2 separate regions of the Mus musculus genome follow, and region 2 is linked to region 1. The links are chromatin contacts, found by Hi-C or POLR2A ChIA-PET in ENCODE. All regions are on one chromosome and are shown on one strand. The core of a region is the stretch at or near the end of the contact, and the rest is flanking DNA. Distances in the headings are between cores, read along the strand shown. Region 1 overlaps Srcin1 (SRC kinase signaling inhibitor 1). Region 2 holds the start of Epop (elongin BC and polycomb repressive complex 2 associated protein).

Region 1 (5,983 bases), core at 2,975-5,474:
CAACACCCTCCTCCTACCCTAGGGTCACAGACCTGAACCATTATGCCTGGGTTTTATGTGGGTGGTGGAAATCCAAACACTGGTCTTTATGCTTGTATGGCAGGCACACTATTGAGAGTCATCCCCCCAGCCCTTCCAGTCCTCATACTTATGGTCTCCACTCAGGGGACCCCAGGGCCCGGCCATCCAAGGCAGGTCCACATTGCGCATCGCCACCATATTTACAGTGCTGTCTCTTTGTCCCAGTGCTTGCTGCCAACCAGTTTGTAGACACTCGCCCCCCATTTCCTGGCTGGCTCCTCTGCCACAGGCTACAGTTGGCCCCGGGGTTACCTAGGCACAGCAGCAAGGAGATCTATTCGGGAGTCACTCGGAGGGTGAGGGTTGTGCCTGGCATGATCTCTGGCATGCAGGTGATGCTATGTTTGTTCTCTGTTTTAAAAATGTCAGGGGAGGGGGTAAGGAGGAGGGGGTTGGCTGCTCTCTTGTTTTCCAGGAATACTACAGGAAATTGACAACGACCTGCTGACATTCTCAAAGTCACATGAGTAGCCTCTAGGTAGACTGAGGTCTGACTCAGGGCAATGGCTGGAGGTGACTCATGCAGCGGTGAGCAGGTGTGCTGGTGACTGTTAGAGAATGATGCTAAGGATTCCAAAAATGGCTGGGAGTGTGTACTTTCAGGACCCTGCCTCCCCATGGGACAGAGGTGACCAAGGACAGACGGGTAGATCTGGTAACTCAGCCAAGAATATAGGAAGTCTCAAAGACAGAAGGAGTGGGAACTGTGGCAAGCAAGACCTTCAGAATTCTTGAATTGAGGCTTTCTGAAACCCTGAGTGGGACATCTGGCCCGTGCCCTGCACACTGTGGGTAGCAGGTACATTTCACTGCACATCTGTTTCATGTATTTCATGTAAGTTTCCGTTAGTTCCAGGAGTCTGAAAGTGATGGAGTATACATCAGGGCTTATCCCTCCCAGTGGGCCAGAGGATGGAACCCAACAAGGCAGCGCTCCAGGTAATCTGACCATCAAGAGCTGGGCACTGGGGCCAGGCGGAGCTGAATCCAAACTGTGAGTTTAGAGATCTCTGGTTCTGTGACACAGGAAAGATGCCCAGGATCTAACTCACTGGCGGTCTCTTCTGTGACATCCAGCCTGAAGCTGACTCTTTGGAATTAGTGGAGTTAGCTGGGCATGGTAACACATGCCTCTAATCCCACACCGGGAATGTAGAGGAAGGTAGTGGATCTCTGAGCCAAGGCCAGCCTGGTCTACAGAGCCAGTTCCAGGACAGCCAGGGCTACACAGAGAAACCCTGTCTCAAAATTAAAAAAAAAAAAAAAAAAAAAAGGCGCTTGCAGTGTCCTTCCCCATGGTAGCAGGAATCAAGTGCTTCCTGCCCTGTCTGTCCCTTCTCTGTGCCATGCCCTCTAACTCAGGGCATGCTGGCTTCAGAGTCCCCACCCCTCTGCTCTTCACCCCACTTCCTTCCATGCCCCAGTGAAATAACGAGGCACAGCCCACAGGAAGAAGATCCAGGAGAGAAAAAAGAAACAAGTTTTATTAAAGCCCCAACACTCGGCTAGAAAAACCAAAAGGGACGGGAAGAGAGCGGGGAGGTGGGGAAGAGAGAAAGGACATTAAAAAGGAGACAGAAAACACAGCAACCCTTTCCATTTAGAAATCGTCAATTTACACTGACAGAGGTCACAATATCCACAGACGCCATCACTTCTACACCAACACAGGCCCTACAGGGTGGACGGGTGGGTGTGGAGCCGGGCTGGCCTTGGGGGGCCCCACTTGGGACCTCACTCAGAGCCTTTGCCCGAGGCCCCTGGGGAAAAGAGTATATTGTGGAAGGGGCCAGAGAGAACCCCCCATGCGAGTATCACAGCACAGCGGGCAGGGGTGAGGGGACCAGGTACAGGGTCCCCCGATGTGGCAGTTTCTCTTGTCAAGCACACACTGATGGATAGCGGCGAGGCGCATGCAGCTGGGGGTGGGGGCGGGGATTGACGTGCTGTGGGCTTTGAGAAGACAGGTGGGGTGGGGAGCTTGGGAGGGGTGCCGGGCGAGTGGTGCAGGGATGATGGAACACACACATGCACACGAGTACTCTCACACACAGAGACCCTCTCACACGCCTGCCTGCACCTGCATACAACCATACCCACAGCTGACGTTATCTAAACCCATCCCTATGTGGTCCTCACGTGAACAGCCAGGCGTGTCCACACACATCACACACGTCCTTACTCCCAAGGCTCTCCTCACACAATCATGTTGATACCAGGCAGGTCACATTCACATACATGTACAAGGCTTCACACATACAATATCACGTTTTGCCTATGCACACACAACCCATGCATGTGCACACACAAGTTATGTAGGCTTGTGCCAGCGTGTGCACACACACACAGAGGCTGCACACAATCCCATACAAATTCCTTCCAGGACACACTCGCGCAGTAACCAAATTGAAGAACTAGAACTACGCAAAGCCCACGGGGGCCTTGCCTGAGCTCGTGGGGCAGCCCCTGCATGAATAGTCACTTCTTCCACCTCCCTGTCTCTCCACAAAGGACACTCAACTCAGGACAATGACGGAGGGGCGCACACTCAGGTCTCAGGGCTGAGCGGGTGTGGGGGCAAGCAAAGAGTAGCAAGCAAAGAGAAATGGAGTGGAGGGGCCCCTCCCCCTCCCCTCCCAAGCCAGGGGTCTCTGTACAGCCAAATCAAACCAAACTGCTCCACAGGGACTACAGAAACCAGGCCACACGCCTGTCCCCAGCCCCTCCCCTGCCAGACAGTGGCCAGGGAGAGTGTGCTGTGGTTTTCTTTTTTTTTTTTTCTTTTTTAAATATTTATATATATTTATATTACGTATATTATATATATATAATATGTAAATATATTTTTAAAACAATATAAAATGTTAAGACACTTCACTTAAATGTAAAGAGTTGCTTGCAATTAAAAGTAATTGCATCATTGTGAGGTCCTTTTTTTTTTTCTATTTTTTTTAGGTTTTTTTGTTTTTTGTTTTGTTTTTTGTTTTTGTTTTTTTTTCTGGGAGGGATTTTTTTCTTCTTCTTTTGTTATTTTTCAAAAAGGCTTGCTTGCCTTAGTACAAAAATGACCCAAAGCTAGAAAACAAGAGCAAACTAACAAAACAAAAATAGAAATAAAAATAAACAAAATCAAAGAAAGGAAACACAACCCAGTTTTCCCTCCCAACCCAAACCCTCAACAGCTGCCGCTTGGCTTTCCCCTGCTGGGCGCCAGGGTCCTGGGGTTCTGTCCCTTCAATGGCTCCTCTCTGTGCTACTGTGGGACTGGTCCCAAGACCACACCTCTGTGCTTACATGCTTTGTGCTCCAAAGGGAAGCCCCTCCACCTTCCCGATCTTCTTCCTTCTTGCTCTGGCCCCACTGTAGCGGCTGGGGGCCAGGCCAGAACCAAGTCAGCCTCTCCCTTAGACTCCTGGACCCATTCAAAGCCAGTCTGTCCTGTGCAGGACCCCTGCAAGGTATCCAGACTGGAGTACTAACTGGCTCTTCTGCCTTGGGGACCCTCAAACACCTGACAAGTGGTCACCAGATCCCCACCGGCAAGTCGTCGCATCTCATGCCTTCCCTGAAAACCCTCAAATCATAGAGGCTGGCTGAAGGTCAAGTTGCGCCCTCTAGGGGTCAGAGACTTTACTGCACCCACCCGTCCCGTCTCCCTGTATCCCTCAAACCAGACCCTTCCCACCCTCCAAACATGTTTCTAGGCCCTTCCATCTTCCCCACCCCACCCCCATAAAATAAGTTAATGGCATTTAAAGTGCTAAATTAGGGAACTAAAAGTACCAGATGCCCCTCTCAGAACTGCCCTCTCCCAAGGCAGATCCCCAGGGGCAGGCTGTCCCCAGAAGCACCTTCCATAACAGGTGTCCTGGAGACCTCCTTCCATCTGTTGCTAGCACCAGCCGGACACTGAGCAGCAGCGAGCCGGCTTCTCCCCTGGCACCTAGTGTCCCCCCTTTCCCTCCTCACACCCAGCCTTGGCCTCTTCTCTGGGGATCCCCTCCAGCTAGGCCTGCTTCCAGGCCCACCCTGGTTTGAAAGAAAAACCACAGGCCAGCAGCAGAGTTCTGTCTCTTCGAAGGCTGGACAGACAGTGGGCGTCTCCAAGGCCAGGGTCTCCCTTGTCCATTGTCCAGCCTGATGCTGGGTCAGTCCTTGTCCATCTGTTCCTCCAGGAAGGAACCCAGTAACGGGAGGGGGGCCTCGCTCCGCTCCAAGTCTCCGTGGCTCAGAGTTTGTTCCAAGTGTTCTTGGGAAGTTAGAGGAGGTGGGAACTTTGGATGGACTTGGGGGGAGGGGAGGGGAGGAGGGTGAAAGAGCAGAGGGGAAGAAGATGACAGGAAGTGGGCGGAGCAGAGGCCGCTAGGGAACCGGAAGTCAGGGGAAGTTGGTGTGTTTGGTTTTTAGCTTTCTCATTTGCTCTTTAAAAAAGAAAAAAAGGAAAAGAAAGATAATTAAAGGAAATCGCTTAAAAAACCAAAAACACCAAGAGGAGATGAGAGGGCAAAGGGCCATGCCCCCTGCAACCTTTCAGGCGTGAGAGTGGGCAGGGTAGAGCGGGCATGAAAGGAAGGAGGGACGGATGGCGGGAGTATGGGAGGGGCGGGCTGGGGTGGTGGCATGAGGGGCTTCTAGAAGGAGATGGAAGAATTCCTTGCCCCAAAGGAAGTCAATACAGGGATGGAGGTTCTGGAACCAGAGGGCTTTTCTGAGCCGGGGCTTGAGGTCTCATTCGGACCGCTCACCTCTTTAGATGGTTTAGTGGCCTGGAACAAAAACAGGGGTCAGGGGTCAGAGAGAGCAAAGGAGAGCCTTCATGCTGGCTCCTGGCTGAAGTGTTGAAAAATGGGGAAACTCCACAAGTCCAAGAGACAATTAACTGCAAAAGCGAGAACCAGAGGGGGCGGGGCAGCTGGAGAGAGTGCTCCTCTGAACTGGGGGGGACAGGGTGGGGAAGTGTGTCGTCAGGGCACAAAGAAGGTTGAGGGGAGCCATGGGGTTGGATCAAAGGCCTGGAAAGCAGAGTGGGGAGGGGGGGTTCAGTCCATGGTTACTGAGAGAGGAAAGACAGAAGACAGAAGAGACACCAGAGAGACCCAGCCCAGGACAGGCAGAGGGGACAGGGGGTGGGAGGGGGGGTGAGGGAGGGAGAAGAAGTGTATGGTTAGTAGCAACAGGGATGCATCTAAAGCCAGGGCAGATGGGGTCAGTAGCTCAGCCCAGCAGTAAAAGTCCTGCCTCTGACCTCTGTGGGAGACCAGTCCTCACCAGAAGGCCCCTGGTCTAAGCTGGAATGAGCTAGCCCCATCTGGGAACTGGGAGTAGCCACCTGCCACCACCAGCATCCCTCCCAGTTCAGGGATCCCCACTGTGGCCCTCCCTGTTCATGCCCCTCCCCCATCCCAGTCCCAAGTGCCCCTAAGGTAGCTGGAGACCATTCTCTGAGGCACAAGCCGTGCTCCAGGTTTGCCTCCCAGTCAGAATGCCCTGTGCTCACGCGTGCACAACACTCTCCTTACTTCTTTTATATTTGTCCCCCAGGTTTGTTCTTTGGGCCATGGCCTCCAAGGTATGGCTTAAGAACCACCTGTGTCATCTCCAGGGTACATTCTGTGGCATGTGTCACATTCCAGGGAGTCCTTCCAGAGTCATCTCTACTTTTGGGGTGGGACTGTGCATTTTAAGCAGGTGTCACCACTGGGGAATGATGACACACAAGTCAGGCAGCCTCGAAGTCTGTAGCTGTGACCAGGGACTCACCTAGAGTTTAGCTATCAGTGTGATAAATGAATAAACAGCCTTGATTTTAAAAAAACAATAAAAAAACCAGAACAAAGGCTGGAGAGATGGCTCAGCGGTTAGGAGTACTGACTGCTCTTCCAGAGGACCCGGGTTCAATTCT
Region 2 (5,716 bases), core at 423-2,922, 120 kb after region 1:
GTCCCGCGGGCCACAGCCCATAAAATGCAAAGCAAAGATCAGCCAAATTTCAGAATCGATGCTCCCTCCTGGAGCCCTCAGTCTGTCCGGGGAACCCAACTTGCCCCCGGGTAGAAGAGGTCCGACGCTCATAGTTCTTCCAAGTTGACCCACCAGGATTTGAGACCCGGGGGCTCAGGGACAGCGGGTCCTCCCATCTGCCACTTCCACAGCGGGTGGGCAGGCGGCGGCTTGGCGTCTCCCTGGAGGCGAAGCGAGGAAGCCGGCCCTAGGTCTCCGTTCTCTTCCACCACCAGAGCTGGGGGACAGGGGAAGCAGTCAAGGAGGCTGAAGGTGCTCGATGTAGGAAGCGTCGGGACGGGCCGCCGTGGCTGCACACTGGGCGGGGGCGGCGCTGGCCGCCGTCGTTTCTTGGCTGCTCCACGGGCTTTGGCCGCGGGCCGTTCGGGCCCTCGGCGCAAACTTGGAGTGTCCAGGGCGAACCCCTTCGCGTAACACCAAAGTTTCGAGCGGCGGATCAGGCGGTTGAAATGTTCCTGGCGGAGATCGCGGGGCGGGTCCGGTGCTGCGTCTGCCGTCGAGGGGCTGAGCGCGGGTGCCTCAGGCGCGGTCGGCGCAGGGTCTCCACCCCCTGGAGCCTCGGAGGCCGGCACAGGCTGCTCGGAAGGCGCAGGCTCCGGGGAGAGGCCCGCAGGTGGCGACGGAGGCGGGGAGCCGGGCTCAAGGGGCGGACTGCTAGCTGCATCAAGACCCCGGGCTGGCCTGGGCGGGGACCAGGCGGGGTTGGTCGGAGAGTCCTGAGGACGCAGGGGAGCAGGGCAGCGGCCCGGAGGTGCGCAGGAACCAGCGCCGAAGTGCGGGAAGCCGCCTCCGCCCTCTTCCTCCTCTCCACCGCCTGGGCACACCGCGACGTCTGCATCCTCGCGGGCCGGGGAGCTCACGTCGCTCGGCCGCCCGGCCTGTCCCCCGAGGTGCTTCAGGCCGTCCGCGGCCCAGCCTCCTGTGCATGGCGAGGCCGGGGGGCCCAGCAGCACCGGGGTCCGCGGCGCCAGCTCTCCAGGCCCCAGGCCCAGGGAGGACGGCCGGGGTTTGGCAAGGGCGCAGAAGGCGAGGGCACGCAGGCACAGTGGGGAGAACTCTGGGGTCCCCCGACGCGGCTTCAGGGGCGTAGGCGAGCAGGGAGACCCCCGCGGGGAAGCGGGCACTGCCAGGCGGGGAGGAGGACACAGAGTCTCCATGGAGCAGCCTTGGGGGTCGCCCACTGCGGGGGCCCTGGTCCCAACGGCGGGATACCCCGGCGGCCCGAAGAGCCTGCGGGCCAGGGGAACATCGCCCCCCGTCGACGGGGAGGTCTGTGCTCACGGGCGTCCGGGGCCCACCACCAAGAGCCCGCGGCGGCGCTCCGGCTCTCTCCTCGGTATCGTCACGCGGCCCTCGCCGCGGCCGGACTCCTGGGTCCCCGCGCGTCCCCGGTGCGATCGGTCGCGCTTCCTGCCGCCGCGTTCCCGGCGCAATGCCCGGCACGATCACCCCTCAACGCCGAGGCGGGGGCAAACAAAGCAGCCGGCGCTCGCCGCCGGCGGGAAGGACCCCGGCCCGGCGCCCGGTGCCCGGGCCCAGCGGCGGGGAGGGCGCCTTCCGCCCTCTCAGCTTCTTTCTTCCCCGCTGGCTCCGGAGACCGCGTTATAGAGAACTGCCCCCTCGCTGCCCCAATACCAGCGCCGCGGCTGCGAGCCCGCCTCTGATTGGGCGCTGCTGCTCTGACGTCACGTAGACCCCACCCCTCTGGCGGCACGGCCCCCGTCCCCATTCCGCACACAGACACACACACGTGGACCCGGAGCTGCTGGGCTGGAGGGCGGAGAGCAGGGACGCGTGGATCTAGGCGCGCGCGGGTGGAAGTGCGAGGGGCCAGACGCACGGCTCCTGGTGGCCTGTTGATGGCCTGGGATCGTTTTAGCTGGTCGCAGGTCCAGTCACTTGTTTACCCAGTAGAAGTCGCGGTTTTTCCGCATCTGTAAAATGGGAAAGTTTGTTTCAGCCCTTTGGAAGAAAATGGTGCTCCGTGAATTCAGAGAGACAAACTCAAAACCAACGTAGAGGAAAAAGATGAAGCCGAGCGTCGGTGGCTTAAGAGCTTGGTGTAGCAAGGAGTCGCTTGCTAAGAGTGTCCTGTGGTCTTTGCTCAGGGCCGGTAGAACAGGGGCCTGGCACTCGGGAACTCAAAAGCAAACAAAAACGCTTGTAGAGTGAATGATTAGGAATTCGCTATATATGTGCAAGATTCATAAAAGAAAAAAATAAATTTGGAGAAAGGGGAGCTTCGACACACCCACGGAAGACAATAAGCTGACTTTCTCTCCGTACTTGTTTCCTTTTCTTGGTGAAGTATGGAAGTGCCCCACATCTTAACGGAATTCCAACGCGCTGGCACCGTTGGGAGCCTCCAGATCCCAGGACTCGACCATCTGGATCCTGAGCGACCTGAATGGGTGGAAAAGACCAAAAACCTTACTCTCCATCCACAAACAAAAAGTGAATAATTTCCAGAACATGCTCTGATAATGTACACATCTCTCACATCTCTTCCCCTCTAGTTCCTACACAGCCTGCTCATTTGTGAAACTGGCTTGTTCCTTAGTGCTGACCTCTCCTCGGAGTCTAGAAAGAGCTGGTGCCCTGGCTGCACAGTCGAGCCCAGCGGCCAGTAGAGCATCCAGTCTTGATCACTGCTATATCCCTACTGCCCAAACGGCACAATAAACATTTGTGAGTCTTTGGGCTATTCATCGTCATCCTAAAATCAGGTTAGAAACAGCTGCTTTTCATCTGCAGAAGTACACGAGATTTATATGTTGGCTTGGACTAGGGGTAGGATGAGACTGAGGGATACAGATTTTTCTTCTGAGCCAGGGCAAAAGAAAGCTCTCCCTCCCTCGCTGATAGGGTCTCACCCACCATGTGGCCTGGAACTCCAGCGTCTGGCTTCACCCTCCCGAGTGCTACACTTAACATGTACAATCGCTTTTTCTGTACCAGGACAAATGATGCAGCTTGCATCCTCATCCTCCCAGCGGTGACAATAGACACACTGTTTTTCTAAATAACATCAAACAAGACCTGAGAAGAAAGGGATGGGAGGATGGGCCCCCCCCCCCCCCACACACACACCCTTTCCTTGGCAGAGACCCAAGGTAAAGCTTCAAAGTGGGACTTACTGATGAAGAGGGTTCAATATTCTGATCTCCCACTTCCCCTACCCCAGGTTTCCTCTAAGGAACAGCTGTCATGAAGTGGGTGGGTCCCTCTGGGGTCCTGCCAGGTCACATGTTTGAACTGGATCTAACCTCCAGGCTCCTTTGCCCATAGAGCCCTCACCCTACTTTAATCTCTCTCTCTCTATCTGGAAGACATTATAGAAGGTGGGTGATCTGCACTAGGGAGGGGGTTGGAAGCCTTAGCAGGATGTTTTTGGCTTAGAGAGAGAGACATCTAACTCCATGCTCTTCTCTAGGTTCTGTGACAGATGTCTGAGATCAGCCTTGGCCCACTGCAGGAGCTTGGCCTGGGAGGCTCCTTTCTCTTCCCCGTTTTCTGGTGTCTCTCGAATTTGCAGCCCTGCACCCAGCACGGTGTGGATCTCTGTGTGAATAAATCAGGGAAAATTATATAACAATGCAGCTCCCAGGCTTCTCCCTTCTCCCACTCCAAAGCTGCCAGCTCCCCAACCCTGAGATAAGGGTTTTAATGAAGGGGTCAACACGGTTAAAGAGTTCTCCCCTGGAGGAGAAATTCCCTCCACCTTCCCTTCCCGGAATACATGGAAGCAGTTAAAAACACTGTGGGGAATGGGTATATGCCACAGTTGAAATGACCCGACGTCAAGGTACCATCTTTTTCAGAAGACTTGGTGGGGGCGGCTATGATTGCCCAGATACGCTGTGTCTCAACGTCCCTTTCAGAAAATGGGACAACTGTGCTTTTCTCACAATATCAACAGCAGGGCTGAACGCGAAGTTTCCCAGCACCAATCCCCTCACGTGGGCCGACCCAACTGCTGCACTTCCCACAGTGAACAGTAGAGGGCACTCGCCCCCATCCTCCGCCTACCACAGGATGGGTGGCTGCTTCCCCTACAGACACAAGCTGGGTGCGAGGAACTGTTTGACGCCACTCCAGAGGGAAGGACAAAAGAAATAGGAAAGGCCCTTGGGGGGGGGGGGAGGTGGCTAGCCCAGAAGACAGTTCTCCTTCGAAGCCCATCTAGTTCTTAACCAAGGGAGAAGGGAGCATGTTCAGGGATTTTGAAGGGAGGGGCCTCCCAGGATCTCCCAGGGTAAACTTTTTCCTTGAACTGTCCTAGCCTTCCAGGCCGAACTTCCCAGCATTATTTTTTTTAAGATTTATTTATTTTATGTATATGAGCACACTGTAGCTGTCTTCAGACACACCAGAAGAGGGCATTGGATCTCATTACGGATGGTTGTGAACCACCATGAGGTTGCTGGGAATTGAACTCAGGACCTCTGGAAGAGCAGTCAGTGCTCTTAACCGCTGAGCCATCTCTCCAGCCCCACTTCTCAGCATTTCGTGTTTACTAATCTGTAAGAATTCTGCTACTTATTGCCCAGATCTGCTCTTCTAGCACAGACACTGTTTCTTGGTTTGTTCAGTTCCGTGACAATTGGTAGCCTGTGCTAGCTACAAACTCCAGATCCTCCTGCCCTGAACCTTCAAAGTAGCTGGGATTATAAGTGTCTACCACCACATATACTTTGTTTTTAAATTTATTTTTGTGTGAACGTATGGAATGTTCCTGTATATTCAAAGGCACATGACTGTGTACGCACATTGTCAAAATCAGAGGTCAGCCTCCACTGTTGTTCCCCAGGAGCCTTCCGCTTTTTGAAATTTTTGCTTTTTTTGTTTTGTTTTGTTTTGTTTTTTTTCGAGACAGGGTTTCTCTGTGTAGCACTGGCTGTCCTGGAACTCACTTGTAGACCAGGCTGGCCTAGAACTCAGAAATCTGCCTGCCTCTGCCTTCCAAGTGCTGGGATCAAAGGCGTGTGTCACCACTGCCCAGTGAAAATTCTGCTTATTTTTTTTAAATTTATGTATTTATTATATGTAAGTACACTGTAGCTGTCTTCAGACACTCCAGAAGAGGGAGTCAGATCTCATTATGGATGGTTGTTAGCCACCATGTGGTTGCTGGGATTTGAACTCAGGACCTTTGGAAGAGCAGTCGGGTGCTCTTACCTGCTGAGCCATCTCACCAGCCCCCAATTTTGCTTATTTTTATGTAGTTATATGTTACACCTTGGTTTTGAGATAGGGTGTTTCTTCGGGCCCTGAGGCTTGAGGATCAGGAGGGGATGGCTGGTCAGTCAGTGGGTCCCAGGAGTCAACCTGACTCTACCCTCACCCCCGAACCCCCCGACCCCCCTACCCCCATCCAAGGAATTACGAAACCAGGCCACCACACTGGGGCTTTTAAAATATTTACTCTTTATTCTTACTTACTATTGTTTTTGTATGCATGGGAACAGGTGCCATGCTGCATATGTTGAAGGCAGGGGACAGTTCTGTAGAGTTGGTATCCAAGGTGACTTACATGGACTCCGGAGGTCATGCTCAGTCCTAGTGCTGATTCCGCCATCGCCCCAGACCTTAGATACGAGCTTTCCTGATACATAAATCCATACTGAACCCAATG

The links. A loop is a pair of places that touch in the nucleus more often than their neighbours do. ChIA-PET counts read pairs that join two places held with the same protein, here RNA polymerase II (POLR2A).
Region 2: POLR2A ChIA-PET joins it to region 1 with 10 read pairs in embryonic stem cell. The contact joins the promoter of Epop here to the enhancer-like site in region 1. A Hi-C loop is called at or near these places in 5 of 37 maps with a recorded cell type or tissue (Patski, left cerebral cortex and mouse trophoblast stem cell). POLR2A ChIA-PET finds 5 or more read pairs at or near these places in 3 of 5 experiments (Patski and embryonic stem cell).

The regions. Positions count from the first base shown.
Region 1 is chr11:97,507,802-97,513,784 of GRCm38, forward strand. It overlaps Srcin1 (SRC kinase signaling inhibitor 1), which reads right to left. Exons shown (of 20, transcript NM_018873.2): 20 at 1,539-4,847. The coding sequence ends at 4,713. Among named protein-coding and RNA genes, the nearest start is that of 4933428G20Rik, 10 kb to the left of the region's middle. Within about 2 kb of position 4,225, at least 2 of the 3 ENCODE cell types and tissues checked have a DNase peak (open chromatin) inside an H3K27ac peak, as active enhancers do.
Region 2 is chr11:97,628,044-97,633,759 of GRCm38, forward strand. It overlaps Epop (elongin BC and polycomb repressive complex 2 associated protein), which reads right to left and starts at 1,673. Exons shown (of 1, transcript NM_175332.3): 1 at 1-1,673. The coding sequence starts at 1,238. The coding sequence ends at 129.